Linked DNA regions of Mus musculus: region 2 is linked to region 1. The links are chromatin loops, found by intact Hi-C in ENCODE. Cell type or tissue: left cerebral cortex. All regions are shown on one strand. Each heading gives the region's core, and the rest is flanking DNA. Links, peaks and the distances in the headings are about the cores only. Region 1 holds the start of Chrna1os (cholinergic receptor, nicotinic, alpha polypeptide 1 (muscle), opposite strand). Region 2 holds the start of Chn1 (chimerin 1).

Evidence for each region. Hi-C counts contacts between places; a loop is a spot of excess contacts. Peaks named below come from ENCODE experiments on the same cell type or tissue, not always from the same donor. Only the 100,000 strongest peaks of a DNase experiment are listed, where the experiment ranks them.
Region 2: it touches region 1 in a loop (2.4-fold over the local background); 5 of 42 quality-filtered maps call a loop at or near these places.

The regions. Positions count from the first base shown.
Region 1 is chr2:73,581,389-73,597,479 of GRCm38, forward strand. It overlaps Chrna1os (cholinergic receptor, nicotinic, alpha polypeptide 1 (muscle), opposite strand), which reads left to right and starts at 3,472. Exons shown (of 2, transcript NR_153820.1): 1 at 3,472-3,619; 2 at 7,476-7,820. It overlaps Chn1os3 (chimerin 1, opposite strand 3), which reads left to right and starts at 15,138. Exons shown (of 4, transcript NR_040623.1): 1 at 15,138-15,631. In left cerebral cortex, for the core only: a CTCF peak has its summit at 3,360 (motif pointing right); DNase peaks (open chromatin) are centred at 3,389, 4,273, 5,263, 5,487 and 1 more place; H3K4me3 peaks cover 1,668 bases; H3K27ac peaks cover 5,460 bases.
Region 2 is chr2:73,772,106-73,788,196 of GRCm38, forward strand. It overlaps Chn1 (chimerin 1), which reads right to left and starts at 3,241. Exons shown (of 13, transcript NM_001113246.2): 1 at 2,918-3,241. The coding sequence starts at 2,936. In left cerebral cortex, for the core only: a CTCF peak has its summit at 7,112 (motif pointing right); DNase peaks (open chromatin) are centred at 3,530, 4,092 and 8,631; H3K4me3 peaks cover 966 bases; H3K27ac peaks cover 841 bases.

The DNA of each region.
Region 1 (16,091 bases), core at 306-8,305:
ATCCCCCAAATGGAATATACTCAGCAGTGAGCAGCATGCAGTTGTTCACGCTGAAGCATTTTATTAACTAAACTCGGCTTCTTTGTAGAGTTTGAGTGGGTTCTGGCAGAAAGCAGGCATATGAAGACACCCTTGCTGCTCCCTGCATGCCCTGGTCCTTTCAGGGCTGGATCTTGAGCAAAGTCTCTTACCTTGAACCTAAGGACAGGGTTCTGTCAAATTATTCCACTCCATAGGGGCCAAATAAATAGATAAGGGGCTTGCAGAACAGAGGGCAGACCTGAACATCTACCTTATCTTTTCCTGCTTACATTGTATCAGTTAACTGGTACAATAGCCAGCTTTCTCCCTCCTGCAACCCTGTGAATTTGGAGTTACCCTGTCTTCCCATCTGCCTCTTCTCCATACAGAGCCCCATGACTGAATTCTAGTGAGTCAAACCTGAGCAGAGATTCTCTGTGTGTGTCGCCATGTTTTTGCTAGAGGCCCAGGCTTCAATAGACACTTTGCTCACCAGGAAATTGGGGACAACAGTTTTATTAAACAATTTTCTAGTACCTAACATGGGATTTTTTTGCCTCACTTTAGTCTCCAATATCAGTTTTCTTGCCTTCCTCGGCAATGCTATATGTTTTTTTAGAATTAGTTTTTAATTTTTAATTGTTTTTCTTTAAAAAGCACCATTTAGATTTATTTGTTTTATTTTACGTGTACGAGCATTTTGATTATGTGTATGTCTGTGTACCGTGTGTGTGCCTGGTGCCTGCGGAAGTCAGAAGAAGGCATCAGATGCCCTGGATTGGAGTCATGGATGATTGTGGGCCATCAGGTGGGTGAAGGGAACCAAACCTGGGTCCTCTGCAGGACCAGGTGCTCTTGACCGCAGAGTAATCTCTCCAACCTCTAGAGTTGTGTGTTAATCATCCCTAGTTACTGTACAAATAATCCCCAAAATTTCTATAGCTGTTCATAATAAACAAATGTTTTGTTTTCATTCATGGATTTCTGAGTGGGAGTAGGGTAGTGGGGTACACTCCTCCACAGTCACTCAAAGATCCAGGATGTCCCAAGCAAAGCCAAGGCTGCCATGGGGTGGCACTCAGCTGTGCAGAGGCTAGAAGGGTAAGATGTCTCTCCTGGGTCCTGGAGACTCTCTCTGGGACTCACTGGCATTGCTTAGCAAGTCGGGACAAGGTAGAGATGAGAGCAGATGAGAAACAAATCTGGAGATTCGGAGTCTTCTGCTTCAATTTCCAAAGAGTAAGGAATAAATAACATGGAAAGAGGGCTTTGCGCTACAACAGCTCTGGTTGAAGAAGGTCAGGGCTGGGGCTGGGAGTGGCTCCTAGTGGAAGGCTTGCCTAGCAAGCACTGGGTTCCATCTCCAGCACCAAATGAATGAATGAATGAATGAATGAATGAGGCCAATGAAATGGATCAGTTCAATCCCCAGGACCCACATGGAGGAAAGAAAACTGAGCCCTGTAAGTTCTTCAGACCTGCACATATGTGTTAGCACATGAGTCAGTTCATATATCATATTCAGGTAAACACATACATAAATAAGCACAATAAACAATTTAAAGACAAAAGCTTTTAAAAAACAAGTAAAATAGATAAAGCTTTGAATGGATCAGGTTAAAGGTGTGAATGCAGGTAGAGAAGAAAATGAACATTCAAAGCTTGGGAGGAGGGAGGAGGGAGCAATGAAGACTGGGAAAGAGGAAGCCAGACACGGGAGGAAAATGAAAGGCAGAACAGCTCTGGGGGCCCGAAGGAGGACCTGAGCAGGGGACAGTTAGGACCCTGGGAGGCTGTGTTGGCACTGCTAGTGGACCACATGTGACATGAGTGTGGGACTTAGTGACATGGAGACCACTGGTGACTTTGACACACACAGCGTCCTGGCCAGAGCAGATTTAGGAGGGGGCAGAATTGGGGATGCACCTTTGCAAAGGGTGACAAAGAGGCGTGTGGGAGACAGTGAGGGATGTAGGGGAAAAATTGAGGTGGGGCCTTCTTATTTTCAAGAGGAGAATTCACAACGTATTTGCATGAAGATCACAATGATCCAGTAACAGTGAGTGTGTAGCCAAGAGCAGGAAGAAAAGAGACGTATCCAGTGGCTCTAGATTTTTTTTTTTTTTTAGTATACCATAATTTGCTTAAGCAACTCTTATCTTTGGATACTTGGGCAGCTTTCTTTATATCTCCGTGTGCATTAGCTTGTATAAAAAAATCATGCGGTGAGAATCTTTATACATACAGATCAGCCCACTGGGTTACACTCCCCCCAAGGCAGAAGTGCTTAAGTAACTTCAGTGCATACCAAATAGCCTGAGTCTCTATCTAGAACTTAGGAGGTCTCTGAGGCCCCTTTTATTGGAACTGTTCCTTTGACCCTACCACATTGCACTGTGATGTCAATTCTGCAGTTGATCAACATCTGTCTCTTCTACTGGACTTTACAGTGACAAGAGTCATGCCTGGGTCTCTTTGCTCTTGGTTGTTGCTTCAGCCTGTGGAGGATGGAGAGTCAGTAAGTCGTTGTTGCTGAGGGGTAAGTGGAAGTAAATTATAATTCAAGAGTAGAGTGGCAGGGTGTGGTAGCTCAGCCTGGAATCCCACCACTGCAGAGGCTGAGGCAAGAGGATTACTGGTTCCAGGTCAGCCCAGGCTATTGTCAGACCTGTATCAAAATAATAATAGACTAGGATAGATTGTACTGCTTGCTTTTATTTGAGGCAACAATGAGAATGTGACCCTCATTCTATCAATAACGCCAGTGCCATTCTGGGTCCCTCCAAAGTGTTTATGACTGACTAGTGAATGAATGAAAGAGAACATATCTATAAAAGCTCATCAAACGACATGATACAGAAGCAATCAAAAGCTGAGTTTCACTGAGTTTCATGGTTTGATGAACGGATTACAGTGGATCTGTCACTTCTATCCCCATTCACATATTACAAAGTTTATTCTTTATTAGATTTTTATATTATATTGTTACATAATTTCATGTATGTATACAATGTATTTAGGTTACACCTACTTCCAACCCCCACCCTCAACTCCTCCTGTGCCCATCCTCTTCCCAAATTCACATCCTATTCTTTTAAACAAAATTACAACCCAACCTAATTAGTGCTGCCTATGTCCCACCCGAATTTTAATTTTATTTTAACTGAGACGGGGTCCCTGCCTAGCCTGGAACTAGCTATGCAGACAAGACTGAACTTGAACTCACCTACTTCTGGGATAAAAGTCCTGTGCCACCACATTTGGGGCTCCTAGGAGCCCCCACCCCCACCCCCGCCCCTCAACCCGTGAAACATCCTTGTGCAGTGCTGTGCAGCAGCCCAGCGGCCAGCAGGTGGCAACAGACGGTCATTGAAGTGGTGATCCAGCCGCAGAGCCCTCTCTGAAAGGGCCGCCCCCCCCCCCCCCCCCCGCGGGGCTCTGAAGCCTTTTGCTATCCACAAGCGGAAACACCAAGCAAGCCAGCCTAGGACTCCCCTCAGAAGGGTCTCAGCAAAAGTCCAGCTCAGCTCCTGACATTGTGCGGCATGAAGTCCGGAGGAACTGAACAGTCGGAGAGCTGGCTGCAATGAATTTGACGGTTTGTTTTTTTTTTTTTCCCAAGGCCGACAAATCTTATCCAGGAATCTGCCTTTATCTTGGTCTGTCGGAAATGCTCGGACTTTTAAATTCTATTTTGTTATTGTTTGGAATTTTTGTTGTCAGACAGGGTCTTTCTATATGCTCCAAGCTAATCTGCAATTCCCCGGCCTCATTCCCTGAGTGTTTATATTTACAGGTATGTGCTGTGCTATCAGACTCACCTCCACCCCCAAACACACAGACAAGCTCTGAACCATGCACTTCAAGTTGATAGTTTTGTGATCAAATGGATCACACAGTGCTTCCTATGAGACACAAGCCAGATTCTTCGATTCTTTCGCGGCCTCTGAGTCTTGGAGCTGTGGTTCACAGCAGTAGGCATGGCGGTCCTATCTAGTTACAAGCTCTCCCTTTCTGAGAGCGGAAGAGGACATCATCCCTGAGTCAGGGAGAGAGTCCTGACGTCTCCCTTTTCGCTCTCCTCAGCGGAGTGGTGTTACTGTTGGGATTCAGACCCAGAACAAGAAACTGGGCTGAATATTTAACATACCAAAGTGGACCTGGCTTCCGGGTTCTCCCAGCATCCCTCAGTACCTACCTGGCAAAGCATGCCCTCTACTCTAAACTTCCCAGCCCAGAGGTTGGGCTTCCCCTCCCCCCAGAGGCTCTTCCCTTTATGAATCAGACATTCCGCTCTCCGCCCTTCTCTCTTTTCTCCCTTTCTCTGTGCGAGCTTTCTCTCTTTCTCTTCCTCCCTCCTCCACTCCCCCCACCCCCTCTGTCTCCCTCTCCATGGCGACTTGGCCTCATTTCTTGGAACCAGTGATCTCTCCTGTGTGCAGTTTCCCAATAAACCTGCCTTTATAAATATCGCTAATCTGGCTTGAATTGGCTCATTTCTCCGCCAGAGAAATAATTTATCAGTTACCTGTGATGTGTCCGAGTTCACTTAGACTACAAGTTGCAGACAAGCCAGAATTTGATGTTTCTTTGTGTGTATATATGTTCATGTGTGTGGTCTGTGTGTACACATGTATGTATGTATATATGTATGTTGGGCAATTGAAGGCCAGCTTTCTCAATCACTCTTCACTGTCTTTCTTTCTTTCTCTCTTTCTTTCTTTCTTTCTTTCTTTCTTTCTTTCTTTCTTTCTTTCTTTCTTTCTTCTGGCTGTTCTGGATATCGCTTTGTAGACCAGACTGGCCCTGAACTCAAAGAGACCCACCTGACTCTGCCTCTGGGGCGCTGGCATTAATGCTGTGTGCCACCATGCCTAGTCACACCTTCCTTGAGATAGGGTCTTTTACTAAACCTGGAACTCAACGATTAAGCTAGATTGGCAGGTCAGCAAACTGCATGGGTTCATCTGTCTCTACCTCCCCGGCTCTGGGATTACAGACACAGGGCACCATGCCCAGATGCCTATGTGGATGCTAATGATCTGAAACCAGGTCCTCTTTCTTGTGTGGCAAGTACTTTACTCACTGAGCCATCTCCCCGGCTCCAGAATGGGACGTTTCTGATGCCAGTTCTGATGTTCCTGGGTTAGCATCCAGAGCGCAGGCAGAGCAAGCCATAGGAGCAAGCCAGTAAATGGCACCCATCCATGGCCTCTGCACCAATCAGCTCCTGCCTTGAGTTCTTGCTCTGTGTCAGTTCCTGTCAGTATTCTCTTTGAAAATGCACTATTGTATGCAGAACCCTACGCTGAAACAAACCCTTTTGTCCTCAAGTTGCTTTTGGTCATGGCACTTTATCATAGCAATAGAAACCCTAACTAGGACACCAGTGACTAGAAATTATAGCTGGGTCTGGCCCCTTGGATAATGCAGGAAATGCTTTGATGGGAAAGTACTGTTCCGGCTGGCTCTTCATAGTCCCTGGATCAGGCACAAACCAAGAAGAGGGAGTCTCCTGTGGCAACCGAAGAGTGCCCTGCAGAGTCTCAGTAACTGCCATCTGCAAAAACAGGACTGCGACTGCCTGCCTGCTGGGGGAGACCAGAGTGAATGACAATGACTGGGGGGGGGGGGGCTGGGGGGGTTCGCTAGGTCCGAGAAGGACCTGAGCTGTGTGGGGAGGCTGGACAAACAGGAAGGCAGCCAGGACTGACTTGATAGTGACAGAGAAAGCTGGATTGTAATTTTAAGGGACATTGTTAAGATATTTAAAACTTACTCCCAGCTTTGACATTTTTTTCTCAAGAGAGAAAAGACGTGTTCTCTGCTCCATTTCTCTGAACTGGACCAATGCAAAGATTGGACCACGCGGAATCCTGGGATTGTGTCAGTTACATAAGCAAACTTTAGTCTCTGCTGAGATTTAGAGTCAAGATCATGAACATTCCACCCTCCATTCGTCAGCTGCCTGAGTTTCTATTCTAGGAGGTGTGAAATGTTAAACATTGTTCTTCACTTGTGTTCCTCAAATAACTTTTAATTAGTTTCAATTTGGTCTAGGAATATTCCACTGTTGACACTCTGACAAAAACTATCAAAAAATAAAATTAATGAAGAATTCACTTTTTAAAAACCATATTATATTAATAGTAGAGTATTTTATATCTACCTCACCCAGAAACAGATATGTATGTATGTATGTATGTATGTATGTATGTATGTATGTATATATGTATGTATTTATTTATTTTGGTTTTTTGAGACAGGGTTTCTCTGTGTAGCCCTGGCTGTCCTGGAATTCACTCTGTAGACCAGGCTGGCCTCAAACTCCTGCCTGCCTCTGCCTCCCAATTGCTGGGATTAAAGGCATGTGCCACCACTGCCCAGCTAATTTAATTATTTTAAAAATTTTGTTCTTTAAAGATTTTTTTTTTTTTACAGAAAGAATCGCATAGGTAAAGAAGTCACTTAACTGTTATTTTTTTTCAACCTGGGTGCATTTTTTCACAATGCGTTTTTTCCATCATCTTCCAGTGAAATTAATTGCTTTAGTATAAGAAACACAATTGAATCTCCGATTGTGACTGGCTTTAGCCTTTGAAAATGTGTCTAGCTGGATGATCGTTGTTTTCATTATGCACTGGAATGATAATCAGACCCTCCTAAAATATGCTTGCCAAAGATGAATGCTTGCCATACTCCCAGAACATATAAGGCAGACGCCAAACACGTGCAGAATCAGCGCTGGAGTATTAATGGAGCCCTCCTTTCCCCTCTGCCTGTCTTGTCAGACAACAGACCTGGCCAGCTACTTGGCATCTAAACAGGTTTTAACACCTGCAAATCCTTTTAGCTAAAAGATGGACAACTATCAAAGAGCTGACCCTCCAGGGGACAGCCCAAGGCTGAAGCCCTTTCAGCAACAATCTGGAAGAGATCAAAGCAAATTCTCCAAGGGCATTTTAAGCATAGTGGAGCATGTTTGTGGGGGGACTCTGCACATCAACATGACCTAAGCTTGCTCTAAGTTGGCAACATGATAAATGCATGAGCAGGTTTCTTTAGAGAAGACCAGGGTGTGCTTGACTGGTCCTTACAGTCTCACGGTCACTGTTTTCTGAAGTCTTATGAAGTCTGACAGCCAAGCAGACATACTCTTGGTTTTCACATTGTTTTTCCATCACCGTAAGCATTCAGCAATATTGGCATGATCAGCCACTTCAGAGCAAACACCACTGTAATGGCTCCTACAAGTGCTAAGGAAAGAGGGCCCATCTTTAAACTTGTCTTGGGAATGAATGCATGGCTAACAAGGAGCATGGGCATGTGTGTAAACATACAATGGGTGGTGTTCTTAGGGCTCTACAGTGGTGTGTGTGTGTGTGTGTGTGTGTGTGTGTGTGTGTGTGTGTATAGCATGCTTATTGATGGTGCTGTATTCTTTCTTTTCACAGATGGCTTGCACTACATCAGGATGCAGAAGAAGATATAGTAAGAGCCTACCTAGACTTCTCAAGAAAGTTTCCTGAAAGCAATATTTTCCTTTGTCGTACTAGTCTCAAGGATGCTGGTCTCATCTTCCTACTGTGTGGCCTGTAATCACCTCTATCTACAGCACCACTCTCTATGAGTCCCTTCTGTGTGCTGGCCTTTGTCACAGTCTGGGTCACAGTGGTGATTCCCAGCAGTGAAGGGGTGGGGTGTCTGGAGCCTTTGTATAAACACAGTAGTCTGCTGGGAGCATTGATGATTATTGTTGATGACAATGAGAAAAAAAATGAAGTTAACCATTTGTTTAATGTGCTGCCAATTCTTTCTTTAATTTTCCGTGAAGCAAACAAAATTATGCATTAGCTATGTTATGACTAAAACCCAAATGTTGATTAATACTTACAGTGATAGAATAACAATGTGTAAACCAAGAAATATGCCTGCTTAGCTGCCAGACTTCCAGCCAGAGAACAACTGTGAGGAAGAGAAAACCATAGAAGAACGTTTGTCTGCAGGGAGGAGAGGACATAGCCCCACTGTCCCCTAGGTAAAGTAGCCTGTACTCAATTCTCAGAAAGAAGAGGAGGAGTCAGGAGAAGACAGACAGTTAATGAGATATCTGATAGACAGGGAGACAGAGTTCCTCAGGGGGCTAGTGTCCTGACAGACCTCGGGGGAGATTCCATGTTTTTCCAAATATCCAGTCTCCTAGCCAAACTCTATACCATGTCTTATTTCCTTCACCCTATCTGTAAAATGTCAGCGTAAAACAGGGGTTCATCTGAAACGGTTCTTCTCTCCCCCATCCTTATCCTAGAGAAGCCCTTGTCCTCAGAGAGCAGTGGACAGATTCTGGGGACCCTCCGAGCTTCAGGACGCCGTCTCCTGTAGCCCAGGCTCCACCTTGCTGACAACACCCTTGAACTCCTGATCCTCCTGCCTTTACCCGCCCCCCATAAAAATAATTTTATGGGCTGAGGATGTATTAATAGCTCAGTGGTAGAATACTTTTGTTTAAGATCCTAAATTCAAGCCTGGGGGGAGGCAGGGGGGAGGGAGGGGGGAGGAAGAGGGGAAAGAGTGTGAGCAGACTTTCTCACTTGTAGAAAAAGCCTCTTCATATGGATTTCTCTGCGTCATGGTTGTTCTCTGGCTGAAAGTCTGACAGCCAAGCACACGTAGTTCTTGGTTTTCACATCTTACTCTATCACCGTAAGTATTAATCAACGTTGGGGTTCTTCGGAGCAAGCGCCACTGTAACGGTTCCTTCAAGTGCTAAGGAAAGAGGACCCATTTCTAGACAACGAAGCCTCACCCAGCACGTGGACTTCTGCCCACTGTCTGTCTGTCTGGACTCTTCACGCTGTTGCCTGCACCCTAAACCCGCTGAGATAGAAACTTGAGAGGGGGCGTGTCCTCCAGCCCTGAGTTAGAGACTGGATGAGGGTCTCCTCTGCTCCCTCCCACCAGGTTGGCAGACCAGCGGCAGGCAGAGCAGAGCTCAGAGTCTGGTTACAGAAGCAGTAATGGCGCTGCTGAATTTGTGCCCTTTCCTCTGTTTTTCTCTAAAACTGTTTTCAGAAGTAGTTAATGCTGTTTTGATAAAAATTCAACTCCATACTGCTTGCTTTGCATTTTTAGGAAAATAAAGGCAGCTTTGGCTGGTGCTGGGAAGCCTGTTCCCGTAGAGCAGAGGACAGACAGTTCCCGGAGACCCTCTTAGCTTGATGACAGGGTCTCTCGGAGCCTAGGCTGGCTTCTAGCTTGCTATGCAGCTGAGAATGTCCTTGAATACTGATCTTCCTGCCTTCATCTTCCAACTCCTGTGATCTTAAGCCTGGGCTATAAACCAAGCTTCATGGCCGCCACTCTGAAAACGCCACACGATGCACAAGTGTGACAGATCAGCCAGTAAAGGAACCTGCTGCCAAGCTGACCCATGTGACTTCCATCCCTGAGACCCACATTGTGGAAGGAGAAAACAACTTTCACAAGTTGTCCTCTGACCACCGCATACACACCATGGCGTGTGCACAGGTAAACAAATGCAATAAAGACATTTTTAAAAGAAGAAGAAAGAAAAGCTAGCAATAAGGGCCTGTGCCTCAGCCTCTTCTCTGCTCAGCCTTTCTCAGGATATTGGGAGCCCAGACAGACGTGGAGGACACTTAAGAGGCTTTTGGGTTGCCAACAAAGTTCCAGAGGGGTCACAGATGGGAGACTTGGCTGTGACAGTCTTAGCTTCCAGCTAGACTGGTTCCAGACTTAAACAGGAATTAATTCTGCAAGAACGAAGTGCTTATCCTGCTCAGGGCACCTTCAAGCTCTGCCTCTTAAAAAACGTCATTGTCTGGAGACTGTTTCCTAGGGAATAGCTAGGGGCAAGTTTGGAGGGTGGCACTCTCAGGTCCATTATCCTTTTGGGCTATCTGCCTGCTACTTAGGAGGGATCCTGTTGTTTCTTAGAACAGCCATATAAGGATGTATTCCCAGGGGATGACTGTGGCCGGCACCCTCAGTCACACGTTTCTGTGTGTTCTTTTTAACCCTACACTAGAGTGCACTCGGCCCACATATGTGAAAACCGAGACTCCGCAGGCTCCCTCCTGGAGACCTAGCTCTCAGTTTGCCTTCTGCCCTATGGTTTGTGGGTGGAGCTAATGGAAAAGACACCTGGGAAGTGGACAGAAAGAAGACGTCACTGCCAGAATACAAGACACCTTGGTCTGAATCCTTGCTTACCTTTGAGATGAGAAGCTGAGGGGGAAAATCTGGTTGCAGACAAGGACTGGAGGGTGGGGACAGGCAGGGGACAGTGGGGAAGCAGAAAGGAAAGACACATAGAAATAGGGGAGATATTCATCAAGATAGTCATAGCCCTGAAATTCTCACACTTTATTAAAGCAATTCTTCCCTTTGTATTAGACCAGGATAAATACAGACAGACTTAGGTCCCTGCCACCCCTTGGGAGATCGTTCAGGACACCCCGTTTGAAGCCCTAAATTCTGACATGTTGGATTGGTTACAAGGTCAGTTTCATCACCGGAAAGTCACCTGGTGTGTTCGTGGTGTCTGTTTGTTTTCTCTGTCTGTCTGTCTGTCTGTCTGTCTCTCTCTCTCTGCCTTTTTGAAGCTGGGTTCATTTCCAAAACTCCACTCAGGCATCAGTCAAGGGTGGGCCTGATGTTCACCAGCTAATGATAAAATTCCACAGTCAAGTTTTCCCAGTATTCCTAAGGGAGGAATCCAGAATTAATGATCTGACCGTGACAACTGTAGCATGTGTCCCCACACAGGCTGGTCTGTGGGTCCTTAGCCTAAGGAGGACTGGCCTGGGATGAGCAGATGGTAACTGGTCCACCATAGCCTCAGACTCCTCCCTCATCTGCAAAGGCTGCCTGCACTGCTTTCTTGGAGTCTTCTCTGTACAGCAGAGCCACAGTCCTGGCCCTCGCCCCAGGGGTGGTGCTATGGTTTGGTCATTTGGACACATTCATCCCCAACACCCAGAAGATAAAAGGCAGGAAATGTGCAGTTCCTATTCCCATGTTGGGAGCGGCTGGACCAGACCGCGTCACTTCTACAGGGAGGCCATGGGATCCTGGAAGCAACCGTAGGGTAGGGTAGAATGTCCTCAGAGTCAGGCGCTGGCTCAGCACATGCTGAGGGGAGAGCCCCTCTTTACAGACTGACCGCAGGCCACTTCACATCCACTGCTGCTTGTAAGAGACAGTCCTTCAGATTGTCATTCCCACGGTGGCTACCCATTGCCCAGGCGGCTCTGTTCCAGAAAGAACCCATTTCCTCCCAGTTCACTGCTAAGCAAAGATTGTGAAACTGGATGCAGGCAACGCCTCCAGGGTCTGTTGTGCGAGGTTTAGAAAATTCTAGTATTCTGAAAAAGTGACAGTTGGCCCACCAAGACCCAAGGCAGGGGCAGGGGTTGGGGGTTGGGAGGAGGAAAAAAAGCCAAGGGCTCTTTTTTGTGTTTTCTGAGTGGCTGAGAGCCCTTCCCCTGAGTCAGCCATCTGACTTGCATGCTTTTTCTATAAACAGACCGCCTCTTCCGAGAGGCAGAAGTGAGTTTCACTCCCACCCACGCTCAGGATGTTAAGACATTTGCAGAATGATTTGTTCTGGACCAGGGGAGAACACTCATGTGAAAGCATGCCATGTCTCTTCCTCCAGGTGTGTGCCATGGGGCTAGGGTCATGGGGGCAGTGGCGGCTGTCACTGGCTTTGTTAAGTGGCCATTTCCTGGCTTTGGTGCAGTTAAAGGGAGCCCTGGGTCATGAGGCTGCAGGAACAGCATTTCTATATTTCATTGTCTTGGGGCTGACTAATGCACCCAATCATGATCATGTGTGGTTGTGCTCCCTGGGGCAGGCTGTGCTCCCTGGGGATGGACTGGCACAGAGTGCGAGGACAGAGCCAGCTCCTGTGCCCAGATGAAGCTCAGTCTCTTGTTGAACAGAAGCCACTAAAGACAGGTACTCAGGGACAATAATGTCCTTTTGTGCCTTTGTCTGGGGCACCTCATTAAGGTAGAGACCAGCCTGAGCTTTGACAGGACAACCTCTTCCTGTGTGTTCCAGGAGAACATAATTGACTACAAAATCTTTTTTTGATGTCACTGCTGCCAGATACAAACCCAATTAGCCACAGAGCTAACTCGGATGCATCCTGGGAACATGGAACTACCACGTTCTACAGCTAATCAGACCCATGGAAGGATGACACATCTGGATGTCATCAGGAAGGGGTTTCTGGGGACATCAGGGACTGCTTGCTCTCAGAGTCTCCTCCTACCATTATGGGTGAATTACAAGGCTCCAGAGCACTAAGAATCAGAGACCAGCTCCTGTCTGCTCAAGGCCTCTGGTCGCAGAATATCACTGTTTTATTCAAAGATTTTTTTTTTTTAATAAAAACTTGCTGAGGCCTTACTTCCAGCAGAGTTTCTCAGTCTCTCCATAGCTCCCTCCCACAGGTCTCCATGAGCTACCTGACTGATCTGACATCTCACATGAGTGCTCTCTCTCAAAGACCAAGGAATCCTTCTTTGTGACTCTCCTGAGACACAAAGTCATTTCAAGGCTTAGAGGGATATTCTGGTCCACCCTGCCTTGGTTTGAACTATTATCATTGACAGAAGTCCCTAACAGGCTGGGCATGGGGATATATGTCACCAAAAAGAGCAAATGCAGAAGGAAGCAGTACCTGAGCTTTGACTGGCCAATATAAAGGGATGGGGCGGTCATCAGTCATAGTGACCTGCAGTGCTGTCTGGGAGAGCCACTGGAGTTGCTGGGCACCCGGTGTATCATAATAAAAGCCCTACTTAGAAGTAACTATCAAAGTAGAGCATTTAGGCTTGAGTCAAAATGCTCCCCTCCCCTCCTCCAAATATCACACAGAAAGCTGGCAGGGGCTCTTTGCTACTCTGATTGGTGGCCTTGCCATAGATATCGACTCACATAGCACATTAATCCTTGCTGCTATTCTGGTGTGGGTGTGAGTGGCAGGGGCCTGTGCAAGACCTGGAGGCTTATAATCTCCCTCCCCACCAAATATGGGCCTTATCCTCTTTTAACAATGTAGCAGATGCTGTAGTGGTCTAAGCATGGTGGCTCTATCAGGCAGATAGCACTCCGAAAGAAGTGTGGTTGACTTGAGTGCGAAGACTCCATGCTGTGGTCATAGCACTTGGGAGGGTGAGGCAGGAGGGTTCACAGGGCTTTGTAAGGCTGACAGAGGGTTGAGGGTAACGGTGGGTCACAGGGAAGTCTGGAGAGAGAGCCTCGGGCCTTGGCCACAGTCAGGTGCAGTTACTCCAGACTCCCAGGCCAGTGTGAATCACTCTTAACTGCTGTGGTTGCTGTCTGCAGTGGTCCCTCCTGCCTCCTGTCAGGCCACACCTGTGTCTCCTCACTCACAATCAGGTGCCCCTCAGTGGCCTGAATACCAGAGTGGCTTCTGCAAGAAAAATGAGACAGAGAAGCAGACAGAGGTCAACAGGCTGAGATGACTTTGTGGGAGCAGCAAGGGATCCCTACTCCCTCCCACCCGCATGAAAGCTGAGTATATTCAGAGGGCTGGGGGAATATGTGCGTATACATGGGGGATATGTGCATGCATATACATGGGTAGCTACCAGAAGTTACAGCTCTGTGTAGGTGTGTGTGTGTGTGTGTGTGTGTGGAGGGGGTTGACTGGGAGCAAGGTAGTTTGTTGTTTGTTTGATTGCTTGTTTTAGATAATTGGACATATTATATCTGTAGGTGGAATACAGTGGTCAGGCTAAACCATTCTTTATGGCTATGGGCTATGCCCAGTACAACCTGACTCACTTCATCATGACTTGAGTCTATTACCCAACGGCTTCTACCACCTTCCAATGGAAACTATCCAACAGCTTATCGCCCAGTGGTTATTGTTGTGTTTATAAAAAGATAAAGAGAGGGGAGAGATGTTCTATGGAGGTGTGGTCAGGCATGGGGGAAGGGAGTACCTTGGTGGGTCCATGCTGAGGCATCCCTTCCCCATGAGGGACCAGCCACATGACAACGGTATAGTATAGAATAGAGTTTATTCAGGGCATGGGAGGGGAGTTAAGAGGGTAGTAGAGGCAGAAAGGCAGAGAGAGAGAGAGAGAGAGAGAGAGAGAGAGAGAGAGAGAGAGAGAGAAAGAAGAAGAAGAAGAAGAAGAAGACGAAGAAGAAGAAAAAGAAGAAGAAGAAGAAGAAGAAGAAGAAGAAGAAGAAGAAGAAGAAGAAGAAGAAGAAGAAGAGGAGGAGGAGGAGGAGGAAGAGGAGGAGGAGGAGGAGGAGGAGGAGGAGGAGGAGGAGGGGGAGGAGGGAGGGAGGGAAGGGGGAGGAGAGCCATGAGCACATGGAGAGAGAGGGGGATGGGAAGCAGAGAAAGAGCAAGAGAGGAGCAAGAGAACAAGAGTGAGGGCAAGCAGCCCCTTTTATAGTGGGTCAGGCCTACCTGGCAACAGTGGGGTGGAGCTTAGACAGAATGCTAACAGTTATAGTGAAGGTTGAACAAGGTGTTGTCACAACCTTCCAAGATTTTTCTTTCTGGCCCATAGCCACTCTCTTGGTCCAAGCCTAGCGTGCCAAGTGGGGAACATCTGAGCTTGACACTCCTCTTAATCCTTCCGGAGTATCTGCCTATCTCTCCTGCAAACCTCCATGGGGGAAGGAGAGCACAAGAAACAGTCAGACCAACTGTTGTTGCTCTAGAGAAAGCTTAGGGCCGAGGGTGTAAGAGTGTAACATTAGCTCCAGCCTCTTCTTCTCATCCCTTGGCAGGCATCCTACCGGGACATTACGAGTCCCAAGCTAGCAGACCTGTGTGTCCCGACATCTCACCTAGGAAGTGGGTATACATTAAAGGGGTGCCACATCATGTTCCCTGACCCCTTTCCTTGCTCCCTGCCTTGGAATCAGGGAGCCTGAATCCAGGCTTCTGCAGGGAACCTCCTCCACCCTCAAAAGGTCTATGAAGAGGCTCCTTCTTTTTTTACTGGGGCTCTGATTCTCTTCAGAAACTCCATCACGAGCGCTCTCTCTGGTGCTAGAGCCTGATCTACCCTCTCAGGTTCTGCCATGCTGATGTCCCACCCCCATCTCTCTCTGTAGATGACATTAACATGTCCTTAGTCGCCGTGTTCTCCAGAACCACTGCATCTAGAACCTAACAGAGCTAGTTAGTGCCACAATAGGGAAGACCAGCTTGAAAACGGTTAGGAAAAAAATGGCAGGCACCTATCAGATGAATCTCATCTTAGGGGGTCTAAGGCTGCTTGAAAGCAGGTAGGCAGCTTTGAGCTGTGAGCGCCCCTCACATGCACTTTGGAGCAGCAGACGCTAAGCCAGCTCTTCCCCAGTAAGGTAGGAAGAAAACGAGGGGGCTGAGTTTGGGAGAGTTCTGAAAATTCTAACAAGCCTTCTTTGTTTATCTTCTCTAGGCTTCCGCAGCCGGTCTGCATGTAGTTGGGATAAATTCAGCCCAGGAGGAAAATCAGCGCTGCCTCCCCCTCTCTCCTCCCATTTTAGGTGAGAGGAGGAGGTGCCGTGGGGGTAGAGAAAGATCTGGAGAGCTCGCCAGCTGGTAAGGCTGCTGGGCTCAACCGAGCCTGCTTGCTCCGCCCCCACAGAGCAGGGCCAGAGCAGGAACACACAGAGGCACCCCTTTCCTTCACCCCCACCCCCACCTGGGGGTGGGAGCAGGTAGCCGGGACACCTTGTGATCCAAGGCTCCCACAGCTTGCATGGCCCAAGCAGAACCCTGCAATGAGCCTGGAGCAGGCAAGGCAGCTTCTAGGTGTTGGCGTTCGGCATCACTGTAGAGAAGGACCCAGTAAGAAACAAGGTCCTTTTTGGGAAGGATGATATAGAAACAGTTCTCTCTCTCCCCACCAAACACAGAGCTTAGACACTGGATTGTGGAGGAATTGCTGTGTGAGTCAATTGTTGTTGTGTCCGGCCAGCAGATCATAGGTCTGGGTTCTAGCCTGGAAAGGCATTTTGGAAACCTGGAAGAGAAGAAGGGCTGGGTTGCGCGAGATAAG
Region 2 (16,091 bases), core at 3,480-11,479, 190 kb after region 1:
ACCCATGGGGACAGTGAAAATACGCAGATGGCTAGAGCTGCTGACCAGCTTGAGCAAAGCTCCAGCCAGTGAGAGGCCCTGCTTGAACAAAAGGTAAAAGGAATCTGAGGAGCTGCACTGAGGTTTTAAATGCACAGTGGCACAAACACATAATCACAGAGGATGGATCCCAAGCAATGGCACCTGAGGCTGACCTTTGACCTTCACATAAACACATACACATGAATATGTGCAAACACATACACACACAAACACATATGCACTGCATACTCAAAAAATGGGTGTACATGGGGCTGAAAAGATGGCTCAGTGGTTAAGAGCACTGACTGCTCTTCCAGAGGTCCTGAGTCCAATTTTCAGCAACCACATGGTGGCTTACAACCATCTGTAATGGGATCTGATGCCCTCTTCTGGAGTGTCTGAAGATAGCTACAATGTACTCATATACATAAAGTAAATAAGTCTTTTTTAAAAAAACATAGGTATACATATACACACAAAAACACTAAATAAGAGCTTCTAAATTATCTAAATTAACTTCTAGTAAACACCAATACAAATATTACATACATCAAAGAAAAGTGTGAATGAAAATTTACAACACAAGTTGTAAACTGGAGTATGGTCCAAGATACTCAAGATAGGCAGCAGTGGTTATTCTGGGAAGTTAAACTCCCAGCTGGTGAGCTCTCCCCCGAGACTGGCAGAGCACATTCATCTAACTGGCTTCTCATCCCCACACCTTCACCAGGATCTCGCAGAACCTTATCACTGCTCCTCTCCATTGGTCACCAAGAATGAATACAACTGGTGTCTCAGCGTTCAAGAGGCTAAGGCAAGAGGATGGCCAAGTTCAAGGCCCTATCTCAAAAACAAAACAAAAACAAAAACAGAAAAAGAAAAGAAAAGAACAGAACAGAACAGGCTAGGGTGTAGCAGGATAGAAGCTGGGGCACTTCCTCTACCACCTCTAAGAAGACTGAAATAAGGACAAGAAGTCCTTCTCTAACTCTTAGGTACTTCTCTTTACATATGCAAAAATGTTTTTGTGAACCGAGCCAATTAGATTCAATCCCCTAGTCTTTGCCTGTAATTCAATACCTCTCAAACTTCAGTGTGCACCTAAGAGAATCTTTGAGTGTCCCTTTAAAAATCCCTTTCACCCTGGACTTGGACAAAAGCATCTACATTTAGCAGACAGATAGATGACACAGGAGACAGGAATGATCTGCAACAGGACACAGTTAAAAACAGCTGCTGCTCCATCACTACAAAAAAGTGGGTGTGGTAGCTCATCCCTGTAATCCTGGCACCTGGGCTACTGAGTAAATTCTAGGCAAACCGAGGCTACAGAGTAAGAGTCTCTCAGGCTCTCTCAGTCCCCACCCTCTCTCTCTCTTTTCCAACCCCTACTTCTGTTCTGAGGTACCAAGGTATGCTACGTTCGCATTGTAGCAAAGTGTATTTATGCAAACTGAATTCTATTTTTCACAAGCACATATCAAAACACTGAAACCAAGTCATTCCTGCTGAGGGACGGGAACAGTTTCCCACACAGGTAACAATTTCATGCCCTTCTTTTACTTATTTCCACCTAGGTAAAGGCTTACAAGCTAAAAATCTTTTAAAAAGTGTATTGTGTCCCCAGTTTAACTGCCTTGCTTATCAGGAATGTCAGTGTTCTAGAAAATACTAGATGAGTACAATTTACTTTGAAACCCTTAAAAAATGCAGAATATGTCATTAGAAACCCGGACAGATCAATTGTTCCAATACAGTCTGAAGATTTCCTCTGGAAATCTTACTGCTGTGCATTCGCTGCAACAGTTGCTAACCAGCCACAGCCATTGCTTCTAAAGAAAATATAAGCTAAGGGTACAGTCTTATAGCATTTGTAACCTTTGTACAAAAAAGTCCCCATTTCCATTAAATAATGCAGATTAAATACAAGGTAAAGTAAAGATATTATTTTCCAGAGAAAGAAGAAACAGAAGTAACTGATGCCAGCAGCTGAATTCACTTGGAGGTATTTACAACAAAAAGCATTTATGGTATGTGACAACATAACTGTGCCTGGTCAGATGACATAATTAAAACTTAACTGGAAACTGGATATGCCGAATAACTTGTGAGAAATGTGCTTGGATATTAATAATAGGTTATTCCTAATACATCATTGCACCTTCCTACTTTGAAAAACTGAATTCTTTGCAAATCTAAGTTTTGACATACTGAGTTCTCTTGAAATGATGTACCAAGGTCTGTTTTTTGTAAAAGAAAAAGAAATGTCCCTTTTCAGTGCTTTTCCCCCAACCCACTGTCATTGCAAACTGTCTTAGCCATTGAAACAATAGTGTTAAGTAACTACATCCACAAAATATCACTTCCCAAACAATACAGTTACCTTACAGTAACCAACTTTCTTCTGCCCTCTTTCCTCAGAGCACACATTTTAACCAATAACAAATTAGGTTCACATATTATTCTTGTTTCCAATGCAATGTACCAAGTCCCCCCAAAATGCCCAACAATCCAACAGGAAGCAACACACGGACGGGGCAATTCTAGAGAAGCTAGGGATGCTCTCGCATCTTATTCAAAATAATAATAACAATAATAATAATAAACTTTCCAGGATCTTTATTTACCGACTTAGGGAAAATTGGTTTGCAAACAACTAGCCAACTTCCCTCTCAAGTTGGTATGTGAGAGAGGCACGGTGTGTTCACCCCGACCCCAGGACTGGCCCGGGAGCTCACGCCCATTGCCCTGCCTGAGAGGAGACAATGGGAGCGGCGCGCGGGGCCGCGCTCCAGGAGCCCCGACAAGGCGGCCCGCCCGCCCCGCGCCCCCCCAAGCCCGCACGCGACTCCGGGGCGCGGCCCACCCGCGGCGGGGAGCCGGGGACGGCACTCACCGAACAGGGTCAGAGCCATGGTGGAGCCGCGCCGCCCAGCGCTCCTCGCTCCCGCGGCGGCCGGCAGACGGCACCTCGGCGGGGCGGCGGCCCGGGGGGCGTGGCGCGGAGGCCGCGGGGGGCCGCAGCGAGGAAAAGTTACGCGCGCGTTAGCGAGGGGCGCGCCCGGCCCGCGGCAGCCCGGCAAGCCGCCGCGCGCCCGCACCTGTCGCCGCCATGGGCCCGCGGGGCGCGCGCGGGCGGGCGGACCTGAGGCGCGACCGGCCGGGCGGAGCGACGGCGGCCGGCGCTCACCGCGCACCCCGCGACCTCGCCGACGCCATCTTGCCAGAGCGCGCCGCATTCCCGCCAGCCCCTCGGGCGGCCGAGCGCGCGTTACCATGGCAACGGGCGCGCGCACGGCCCACGGGGACGCGCCCCATCCGCCGCGCCTAGAGTGAGGCTGCGCCCCCCACCCCAAGCCCAACAGGCGCACCCCCGGGGCGACGGCAACAGCCGCCCCGGGCTAAGCGGGTGCAGCTCCTGAAATCCCGGGATTTTTCTTGAATGGGATGGGATGAGAGAGCAGAGCGGAGGATGCTCGGGCTCGCGGGCAGGCGGGGTCTCCTGAGGACCAGGGTTCGTCTGAGGATAGAGCTCCTGCCGGCGCCCTCAGGGTTAACCGGCGAGCGGTCCCTGCCTGTGAATGCTGCTAACATTCCCTTGGGTTGGTGGAGCCCCTCTTGTTTCCGATCTGTATACCCGGAATCGGGTAATTGAAATGCATCGGGAATTATCTAAAATAACTGTTAGAAGGCAGGTGCTTAAAGCCACTGTGTCTTTTTTTTTTTTTTTTTTTTTTTTTTTACGTTATACCTTGTGGATGTTGTCTAAGGGAAACATCAGCGTTCCTCGCTGCCTGGCGAGTCTCTGCCACAAAAGATTCCCCGGAGCTTTTGGGTTTTATCTGACAATCACAGGCACTGTCTCTAGCTCTGGTGTTTTCTACTCGCCTTGTCGTCGCCTTAATTAGCGAGAGGGCATCCAACGCTTGAGGGTTTGGATTTTTGTTTGTTTGTTTTTTAAAGGCTCAACTGTGATGTTTTTCACTTTATTTCTCGTTGCTACCTTTGTTCTGTATAAAAATAGTCCTTTTCCCTCCTACTTTCTCTGTCTAGGGTTTGTTAGTGTTTGGGTGTGTAATCGTGTTTGTTTAATCTTCAGTCCTCATTTTCTCCTGCGTGCACTTCTTGTTTTGCAGGCTCCTCGCGTTCCCTGGTGTCATTTTTCCTCTTTTCTCTAAATTTCAACTAGTTATTGTGTTATTTAATATATCTCAGGAATCAAATCTTTATAAAACGCTAATTACTACCTCAAACAGAGTGCAGCTAATCAATCATCATTTCACAGCACACTCAAGCATCAGAAAAGAAGAAAAGCCGGTAGAAAGGAGGAGCCAAGCCTTTTGTTTCAAGCCAGTTAACTCAAAAAAGAAAGAAATATTAAAATAATCAGCCTGAGTGAACAAACGTCTAGGCACCTGATCTTACATTAAATAGATTTTCATTAGCTACTGGTATAAAAATATTTCTTGGAATCACCAACATTTTACAACATTATTTTCAATAATCTCCTTTTGATTTTATGCACTCCTCCCTTTTTTTCTTGAGAAAAAAAAATTACAGTTCATCAAGATAAATGAAAATTCAAGAAGGCTTTGTTGGACAGATTTTACAGCCATGATAGTATCTCTGCTGATCCAATCTGCAACCAGATAAATCAGTATCTAGAGAGCCCATTGTCTCAACCAGGAGTATCTAGAAGAAATACTTCCCTTCTTCCTAGAAAAGTACACATAAGCACACCAAAAAAATTTTTTTCACATCTAAAAACAAAAACTTTTTTAAAATCTTTCATTGAAATTTGAACAGATTTAAAGAAAAAAAAGAACAATTTAAGGATCCCCACCACCACCACCACCACCACCACCACCACCACCAATGTGTGCTTATTTAGTGGCAACCAAGAGGAAAAGCTGAGTCTTCTGCAGTTCTCCCAGACAACCTCCTTCACCACCCATCCCCCAAGCCTTTAGAGCATGTTTGGTTTGAATTTAAAAAGGAAAATCTGTTTACCATTAGAAGCAAAGAAGCAAGGTGGATTCTTTGTCCTCAGCGGTTTTACATTTGTGGGTCGACTTCAAGTTCAGGAGATTACAACTTGCCCTGAGTCTTTATTCACAAGCAGCTCTCTTCGGGACTGTATGTCCATGGAGGTTAAGAACCGAAAAGTGTTTATTTTCTTAGTTCAATTTAATGAGAGTTACCAGAGCACCAAGCCTTTGGATGTGAGAGTTCAGTTTGCTGGAGTTTTCTCTGCCTGTTGAGGAGTTACTCTGAGGATCAGTAAGAGGGCACTTAGTACCCCTCTGCTGTGATTCACCCACTGTGCAGCCAAGCTCTAGTTACCAGACCAACATTTCACTTTTTACTAACAGCAACCAAACAGAGCTAAGTCCAGTAATGGACCCAGCTTAGACTTTAGAGGAGACCTTCCCATTGCCTTCCTCTTGTCTATACAATACCTTGATAAAGCCACACTCAATAGAGACAGCTGTTTTTAAGAAACTATTGGAAATAATGATTAAAGTGAGTGTTGGCATCTTCTCAGAGCATCTAGCTCTTGCAAGGGACGTTTTCCCACTGACTTCTCTAGCAAACAAAATGCTTTCCACACTCAAAGTGTTCCCTCTTATAAGTAGTATTGGTGCTTATAATGTCACCCTAGCCATTAAGAAATAGTGTGCCTCTTTGCTTGCTTAGTTGGAAATAAAGCAGTAGCCTCCTACTTCACATTCAATGTGAGGAGAGTGTTAACTACCCAGAAGTGATTATTATGGGTGGTGACTTTGGTCATTTATAAACAAGGCAAAAAACGAATTTACTTTTCAAAACACACACGCTTCGTTCAAAAATTTAATTGTGACTTAGCAGGAAAGTAGAAGAGCCAGTCTGTTTGTAGTGCGGCTACTAAATGGCTGTTCAGTTTTAAACAAGGCTTTGGCTCTCTCTGTCCTTACCTCCCTCATTCATAAAATGAGAGGATGAAACCATGGGAGTTGATCAAGTCTGACATCCTTCTTGGTTGTGTCTGCCACAGGGATCTTTAACAGTCTTTAAGTGGATTGTGGATAAACTGGAAGATGATTGAATCTTTAACATATTTAAAGCAGTGTTCATGTAAAGTTCCTAAATGCTCAATGTAACCAAGAAGTCACACTTCTTAGAGCACCAACTCTCTTCTCTCACTAGTAATGGATTACACAACAGTGCTACATTTACAACATAAAGGAATCTTTTCCAGTCTCAGCAGTATTAAAATTGAATGTATGCTGAGAAATCTATTTTAAATTTACTAAAATAGTTTCTCACTTCTATCCAAATTCTGTTGAGTAAACAGAACTTAGACAATCCTTTAAAAGCGTTTTTGCATCGTGAACTAATGGCTTACTGGAGGGTTTTAGGTTTTCTTTCTTTCTTTTTTTTTTTTTTTTTTTTTTTACTCATTTAGCTTCATTCCCGTTGGTAAACATTGATTTGTTCTTCAGTTTTGAATGAAGCAGAAATTAATGAGGCAGCGTCTGTCTCACAATAACAAGTTAAAATTATAGTGCTTTATCTTGTCAACACAGCTTTAAACACTGGAATACCAGCCATATTAGCACAGTTCCCAAAATAGTGCAGAAGCTTGTTGTTAAAGGGAAAAGGTTGCGCAGTTTGTTTCTGCTAATTTGATAGAAGCATTTTCTATACCTCAGCATAGCAATTACAAAGGTTGGAATTATTTCTTAAATGTTAACACAGCCTGACCATATGTAGCAGCTCCGTCCTGTGTTCATGTTAGCAACTGGCAGCTTTGTTTCCACTGTGTGAATTAGTTTGAGGTGAGTTTCGTTTGCTATTGGTTCCTTCTCAGGTTTTCTGAATAAACACTACATGATATTCGTGGCATTTGGTGACTTTGAAGTATCATTTTAAAAGGACAAAGCTTTATGCATGCAAAAGTAACTTAGACACACGTGCCTTGAACATAGGAATTCAGATGGAAATCTAGAACTAGAGAGAGAGTGTGCATCACAAACTATAAAATTGGCCATTACACTTAAATAATTTAAATTAGTGTTCAGAAGAATTGATTGTGTTCTATTGACCACCAGAGGGTGCCTATATTATATCCACTGGAGTAATATTGTGCCTTAGAAATGGTCTGAAATTCCATCCAAGAAAAGTATATAAGAAACCATAAGAATTGAAGCCAAGATTTTGCTACACAATGCTTACTCTCATCAAAATTATGCTAAAAGGCCATCTGGCTTCTTGTGGCGTGCCACTGAGGAGAGACTAAGGCCTTCCAAGTTAGGCAAACCAACCAGCACTTGGGCAGCTCTGTGATTGGGAAGGAGGGGAAGCAACAAGAAGGGGCATTAAATTCGAAATGAGAATAACCCGGGATAATGAGTTTCTTCTTACTCAGCAAGAAGAGGGGATCTCAGGTCCCTGGGTGATAGAACCTGGGGATTACTAAACCACCAAGGTTAGAATGGTCTAAGAGGCACAGGTGCTTCTAAAAAGTGTGATAGTTTGTATCAAAATCACCAGTGGACAGAGGATTGGGAGAAGGAACAAGAAGGGGGAGGGGAAGGTCTACTTTTAATTTTGCTTTGAATAAATGTTTTTAAAATAATGCTTATTTTCTGGTAAATAGTATAACAGATCTCCTGGGATTTTTTTTTATAGACTCAGCATCAAGTATATTTTCAAATACATGTTAGATAAAAGCGCAATGATTTGGCTGCCAGTAGGTTTTTGTTCTATCCTACAATCATATTATAGTATGTTAAGCCAGCATTGCTATTCAACTGTATTTTTCTGAGGTTACCAGGCATATCTAATGCACAGTGTGGCTAAATGTCTATTTAACTGGGGCAGTTGGATTTCTGCCAGGTTTGCTCGAGAGTATATAATCGGATTTGGCTACAAATCAAATCTCCCTAACATGGCCGTGGTTTTTCTGACGAATGTGGGTGTCCACAGTGAGGGTGACTTATTCAGGGTGATTACATTGGGAATTTAATCAGCACGATGCCTATGGTCCCTGGGTAAAAATTAAATTTCTCGTTAGTAGAAAGCTGAAAGGGATATAGTGAGTTTCCATGATTAAAATCAGAGTCTGTTCCTATGATAGAGTTTTCACAACGCTCTTTTGTATCCAGTCGTCTAGGACTTTCCCAGACATTTGTGACAATGAGCAGATTTAAATTCACGCATCCGTCTCTCATCCGTTCAGCAAACGTACCGTTGATATACAAGACCTCATGCAAAATTCTGGCCTAAGAACCCAAGATTATCTCTTCAGATCTGCTAAGGTGTCTTGAGGACTCAAGCTTGCCTTGAGAGATGATGAATTACGCAAACAGTCAGCACTGGATACACAGAGATTAGGTTGAGGAATATGAGGAAATCCTGAGCAAAGCAGGCAGGACCCGGCTGTGCCCAGGAACTCTTTGAGGAATGGGGACATAGGGAAGGTGCGGGATGCAGGCGGGGCTGCCGAGCTGATGGATCTTAACATTGCTTTATGAACTCTGCCTACTTTCTACAAACATTTAAGACAACTTGGAATTTGAATCTATTATATACAATTCTGCCTTGAAACTGTTCTCACTGCCCCATTTGTGTTTGTATGTCGCTGAATCTCCCTGCTGATGAGCCAAGTTGGGTGATGCGCCAATGCATGAATCCCCACAGAGGCAGAAAGTGAACCAGTGCCAGCCACTGGTTGTGCTAAGGCAGCATGGTTGAGATGAGCCAGGACACAGTCGAGAAGAGAGCAGGGGGTGGGCAGACCATGTTCACACCTTCTAGGTTATTCTTAGGATTAAACAAAGCCAGAATGGACATTAAACAAATGATTTCATCTTCTCTCAGTGTGGAGTATCTTCCTCGGTATTCAATAAAAGCCAGTTTTCCCCTGAAGTAAAGGACCTGAATCTTATGCCAGGTCCCTTCTTCTCAAAGCATTGTCATCTCAGTGAATGAGGCCTTTTCTATCTCACAGTATTTGCTTCCCATCTAAACACATAAAGATGGTGCCACAAATAACAAGCTTACTAGAAATCACAGTTGAGCTTAGTTATTTGACAAGTGTGTTTGTCTACTACACAGTGCCAATCAGACTGTCAGATCCTTTTCATTAGATGGGCAAGTGTACATTATGCCAATCATTGGCTTGTAACTACGTCATTCACCATAAAGTAAATAGATGCTGGGTCCTCCAATAGCCCATCTCTGCAGAAAGTTGCACCTAGCATAAGTATTTTGTAAAAATTATAGACTTTCCCAGGTATGATGGTACACACCTTTAAACCCAGCACTTGGGAGGCAGAGGCAAGGCCAGCCTACTCTATACAATGAGAGCCTGTCTTAGAAACAATCAATAACAGGGTTTATCGGTATTTCATTTTCTAAAGATACCACACATGAATACATGAGCAGTATAAAACTCCTTGTCTCTGTTTCTCTGTGTGTGTCTGTGTGTCTCTCTCCCTCTCCCTCTCCCTCTCCCTCTCTCTCTCTCTGCCATAACCCACAGTTGACCTACAGCAAAGCACATTTAACCCCACAAATCCCACCCACCCACCCCAGCCCCTTTAGCTTTTCCTGCCGCACTCCCCATCCCTGTCTTCCTGGTTATTACTCAGCTTGCTCTCTGTATGCTGTTTGCTGTCCTTCACCTTCAGCGATTGCTCTTAACTACCCCTGGGACCTAGGAAATGACCCCACAAGCAAAACTCTCCCTCTTGTTCTCTGACTCTTGGCTCTAGCTCTAGCCTCACTAATCTGTTGTGTACCACTCAAACACTGTGACATCTTTTTTTTTTTTAATTAGAAAGTGAAATGGTAAGAAAGATGGTCCAGATTGAAAAAAAAAAAAATCCAAAAATCTGTAAAGAGAAAAATGTAAGGGTTGGGGCTAGTGTTTTTCTATGCATGGGGCCCTGGGGTTGAGCTCCAACCCCATGAAATAAATCATTTCTACGGGCTGGCCAACCTGAAATTCTTGTCTTCAGAACTCTCTGGAAAATGGTGACTGATGGGAAACGGCTGACTCAGCTGTACAGAGAGGGAAAGGAAGAATAAAAAGGGGTCCTCCTGAGCCTGTCCATCATTAGTCTATCAGCACCCCCGAGACAATTAGAAATTAAGCTAGTAAGTCCTTCAGCAGATGAACGACTGGGTAGAATTGGTGTTACCAAGAAGAAGCAAGAATACCCTAGGGTAGAGCAATTTCCTATCCATTGTTCCTAGTCAGGAGAGAGCTGGCTGATTCCCTTCCTTTCTGATCTTGGTGCAGCCTAATTGCCAGGCTTTATTTAAGGGTTTGATAAGGTTTGAGCTGTGAAGGAAAGCCATATGTCACAGGGAATGTCTTCCTGTGTTTCTTCTGAAGAACAATGCAAGTTGTAGAAAGATGACCTCCATCGACAGGATGACATAATGTGCTCTTCCCAACCAAAAGAGGAAACCGTGCAGAGTGAGCTTTTCACGCCTGCCCGGACTTCACAGGCAGACTTTCTGTCTACCACCCTTTTCTGTCCTCGGTGCATTATGTCACATTTTCCCCTGCACTCAAGCCAAGGTTCCTTCTGTGTAAAAAGCCTTTTTAAAAAACCAACTACGATGGGACATATTTTGATTCCATTGACTCCATTGCCTAATGGAATGACTAATTCATTCCTTCAAGCTTATCTCTTTGTACAGTCAAACCCTGTAGGGAAGCGCTGGCGTCACTTGTCACACAGTGAGCAGGCATCCCTTAGTCCCAATCACCGAGACACTTCAGGGCTTTAACCCAGCTCCTTCTTTCTCTCTTGCACTGAGACTTAGAGTTTGTGTAATTAAAAAAAACTTCCCATCGGTTCTGCGAGCTCTCAACCGCTTTCACATCTGAGCATCCTGCGGCAGTTTAAGGAATGCAGAGAATTAGATGCTTGTTTAAAATAAGGCAAGCAAACAAGTTAGATGTCAGATAGACAGACCGACACTATCCAGCCAACAAGATAGGTGACAGACAGACAGACACTGTCCAACTAAGCCCTCAAAGCATCCATGTAAATTCAGATTCACCAGGAAGCTACCTCACCCCAAAGTACTTCTCATTTATCTGGGCTCACAGAGAACTCTTTAAATATGGGACTTAATGCAGTTTACATTCTATGTGTCATAATTATTTAAGTATTTATGCAAATATGTTTTTTATTCTTTCTCTTCCTCCTTTTGCCTGTCCCATCCTGGGCCCTTAAGACCAAGCTCTTCTTACTATTGAGGTTTGCTTTATATTCCCCAGCTAATAGATTCTCAGCAAGTAGCAATCGGATGAACTGGTAAATACATTAACTAACATATATATGGACATTAACACTGATTGAAGCTGGCTGTGAGTGGACTAGATCTCATAGCAGGAGGATGCTAGGATATGGCTAACCTCTGCTCAGTGGTTTGCTCCAGCCAACAGTTGTGGTAAATGCTGCATGGTTGCATGCTAAAAAGCTGAGGTGAGCCAGAATGCAGAAGGTTAGCTATGCCTGCGGGGTATTTGCTTTCCTGTTTAGTTCATTTGCAGGTCAGTGGACCAAGCTTTGCAAAGTCAAGTCAATTTTTTTTTTAAATGAAGGCCAGAAATAATACCTACATTTTCTTTTTAAAACGCTACTTTCAGGACCTGCTGGCTCATACCTTACATCTTAGCACTTGGGAGACTGTGATCTTTTGGCAGATCTCTGAGTTCAAGGACAGTCTGGTCTACATTGTGAAACAAAGTCTCACAACCACAACCACAATAAAACATAGTTATAATTAATTCACAGGCCGAGAATATATGTGGCTTAGAGATAGAATGAGTACTTTGCATGCCCAAGTCCCCAGGTTTAATCCCTAGAGCCATAATAAATGAATGAATACAATTTAAAAATACTTAAAATTGTTGGGTTATTCTTCATACAATTACCAAAAGAGGGAGAGAATAGAAAAAATGTTGAAACTATGGTTAATTTTCCTGCCCCAAAAGAACTACTGTTAACATTTATTTATTTTAAGAGTATTTATTTATTTATTTTTCTTTGTTTGTTGTTGTTTGTTTATTTTAAGATTATTTATTTGTTGTTGTTTGCTTTGTTTTTCAAGACAGGGTTTTCCTATGGAACTCTCTGTAGGTTTATATATATTAAAACCTACTTTAATAAGGGTATTAAATGCTTTAACCTCTCTTTTATCCCATCACCCACCAGAGGTAGTGGAAAGGAAACGTTAATAGGGCACAAGAGGATGTGGACCTGTTTAGAAGTAGTTCTTTGGAGCAAATCCAATCTGCATTGTCAGGATATCAGCAGTTTAGTTAACACAAATCAGCAGGGGTGGTTTGATCTACTTGCAAACACCATTTACGAATCAGCAGCAGCAGTTCAATCCAGAAGAAACCTCTAGGCTCTGCCGGTCATTCGAGTCTGTGAATCCAAATGATTACAACAGGTAACATACAACTTTACCCCCTGCCATGGTTGTGTGTGATAGACCTGTGGAGGGTTACCATGGTTGTGTGATAGACCTGTGGAGGGTTATCATGGTTGTGTGATAGACCTGTGGAGGGTTACCATGGTTGTGTGATAGACCTGTGGAGGGTTACCATGGTTGTGTGATAGACCTGTGGAGGGTTACCATGGTTGTGTGATAGACCTGTGGAGGGTTACCCAAGCTGGATATTCTTCTTGAAGATGAAGTGCAGTGTCTAATCAGGGGCTGCTTCAAACAATCTTCAACCATGTGGAGTAAGAAACTGAGATATCAGTCTGTAGAAAACATGAACAAGAAGATACGAATGAGAATTTTGATGGCAATGTTTCTAATTAAATTAAATAATATTTGACTGCAATTATTCTAAGGCCTAGAGAAACCTGAAGCTTTTCTAGGTTTTATAGCTAAAACATACACTGTTATGGGACAACTATCAGATAACTAATGACATACATGGTAATATATTCTTAACACAGCAGTCAAAAGAAGGCCTCAGACCTTCTCAAACTGGAGTGGCAGATGGTTGTGAGCTGCCATGTGAGTGCTAAGGATTGGACCAGGGTCTTCTGGAAGAGCAGCCAGTGCTCTTAATGGCTGAGCTACCTCTCTGGCACCAGGAAACTAGTGTCTTGAAGACTGGACTGTATTTTTGAACCCAACTACATAGGGAGACAGGGGGAGAGAGCAAGTAGGAGAGATGGAGGCAAGTTGGGCAATGTCAACTGTCACCAGGGCCTGAGGGTTGCAGCTTGCTTCAGGTGACATGGAGAGCCACAGGAAGGACTTGGGGAGAGTGATGTAGTCCCATATATTCTTTCAAGGGTAACACCTCCTGATGTGTTAAGAAAATATTATTGGGCCAGCAAGATGGCTCAGTGGTTAAGAGCACTGATTGCCCTTCTGAAGGTTCTGAGTTCAAATCCCAGCAACCACATGGTGGCTCTCAACCACCCATAATTAAATCTGATGCCCTCTTCTTGTGCATCTGAAGACAGCTACGGTGTACTTATTTTTTTTTTCTCCATTCTTTTTATTAGATGTTTATTCACATTTCAAATTTTATCCCCTTTCCTTGTTTCTCCTCCGAAAACCCCCCATCCCATTCTGCCTCTCCTTGCTCACTAACCCACCCACTCCTACTTCCCTGTCCTGGCATTCCCCTACACTGGGGCATCGAGCCTTCACAAAACCAAGGGCCTCCTCTCATTGATGTCCTACAAGGGCATCCTCTGCTACATATGCAGCTGGAGCCATGGGTCCCTCCATGTATACCCTTTGGTTAGTGGTTTAGTCCCTGGGAGCTCTGGGGATACTGGTTAGTTCATATTGTTGTTCCTCCTATGGGGCTGCAAACCCCTTCAGCTCCTTGAGTCCTTTCTCTAGCTCCTCTATTGAGGATCCTCTGCTCAGTCCAATGGATGGCTGTGAGCATCCACCTCTGTATTTGTCAGGCACTGGCAGAGTCTCTCAGGAGACAGCTATATCAGGCTCCTGTCAGTAAGCACTTGTTGGCATCCACAATAGAGCCTGGGTTTGGTAACTGTATATGGGATGGATCCCCAGGTGGGACAGTCACTGGACACCCTTTCCTTCCGTTTCTGCCCCAAACTTTGTCTCTATATTTCCTCCAATGGGTATTTTGTTCTGCCTTCTAAGGAGGACTGAAGTATCCACACTGTGGTCTTCCTTCTTCTTGAGCTTCATGTGGTCTGTGAATTGTATCTTGGGTATTCTGAACTTCTGAGCTAATATCCATTTATCAGTGAGTGCATTCCATGTGTGTTCTTTTGTGATTGGGTTACCTCACTCAGGATATCGAATGGCTGAGAAGCACCTAAAGAAATGTTCAACATCCTTAGTCATCAGAGAAATTCAAATGAAAACAACCCTGAGATTCCACCTCACACCAGTCAGAATGGCTAAGATCAAAAACTCAGGTGACAGCAGATGCTGGCGAGGATGTGGAGAAAGAGAAACACTCTTCCATTGCTGGTAGAATTGCAAGCTGGTATAAGCACTCTGGAAATCAGTTTGGCAGTTCCTCAGAAAATTGGACATAGTACCACCTGATGACCCAGCTATACCACTCCTGGGCATATACCCAGAAGATGCTCCAACATGTAATAAGGACACATGCTCCACTATGTTTATAGCAGCCCTATTTATAATAGCCAGTAGCTGGAAAGAACACAGATGTCCTTCAACAGAGGACTAGATACAGAAAATGTGGTAAATTTATACTGTCGCATCCGCTCTCGACCAGCAAGAACGACACGACCACCAGTCCTTCTAACAGGAGTTTATTCAGTCCTGATTCTTCTTGTTTATATCTCCCCCGAACCCTGGGCCTCTCACTCCTTTTATACTCTCATCCATGCACAGCAGGCCACGCCGCCTCACCAGGCACGCAGCTTCAGCTAATCAGGGCAGCAGGGGCATATCTCCATCAAACTGGATTCACCGGTATCCTGGTGCACCTGCGCAGCTCTCAAGATGTTTGTGGCTTATATGAGGAAGTCAGGTGCAAGTCATACGACTTAGCTACAGTCCCTGGCGCCTTTGGGACTGCCGCCACACCCGCTCCTAACATTATACAATGAAGTACTACTCAGCTATTAAAAACAATTAATTCACGAAGTTCTTAGGCAAATGAGTATACTTATTTATATTAATAAATAAATCTTTGGGCTGGAGTGAGCAGGGACTGAGCAAGCCTGGAGTGAGCGGAGTTGACTGGAGCGAGCAGAAGTTCTAAAATTCAATTCCCAACAATCACATGAAGGCTTACAACCATCAGTACAGCTACAATGTACTCATATACATAAAATAAATTAATAAATCTTAAAAAAGAAAATATTATTATGGAAGTAGAATTAGAAGTGATAAACAGGTTTAGTAGATTTTAGCTATCTGCTTGACCAGAGAGTATTCATTGTTGTTTATTTTCCACTTGAACATTTTATATTCTCTCTCCATATATATATGTGCATATATATATATATGTATATATATATGTATATGTATATATATATATATATATGTGTGTGTGTGTGTGTGGTATAGATATAGAGATATATCTATATAGGTATAGAGATATAGATACATATCATATATGTAGAGAGATAGATATAAGTATAAAAGATGATTCAACCACAAGGTCCTAGGTTCAATCCCCAGAACCATAACAAATAAAAATATATTTTTTATTAATATTAATCATATATATTAATATAACTTAATGTTAACATATATATCATAATATATACACATACCATATATATGCACATATATGTATATATACACATGTATATGTACATATTTTATATATATTATATATATATATATATATATATATATGGTTTAGTGTATGTGTGTGTATGGTGTTTCTTCTACTAGAAGTAGCCTATTTAAGGCCTTTGCTGATTTTTCTATTAGAATATTATTTATTTACCTTTTCTTATTGATTTCTTGCTTGGGTGTCAAATTCAGATAGTTCAGCTTGTAGGTTAAGGAATTTACCCACAGAGCAATCTTGGTGCCCCAACTAGTACTTGTTTTAAGGGGGG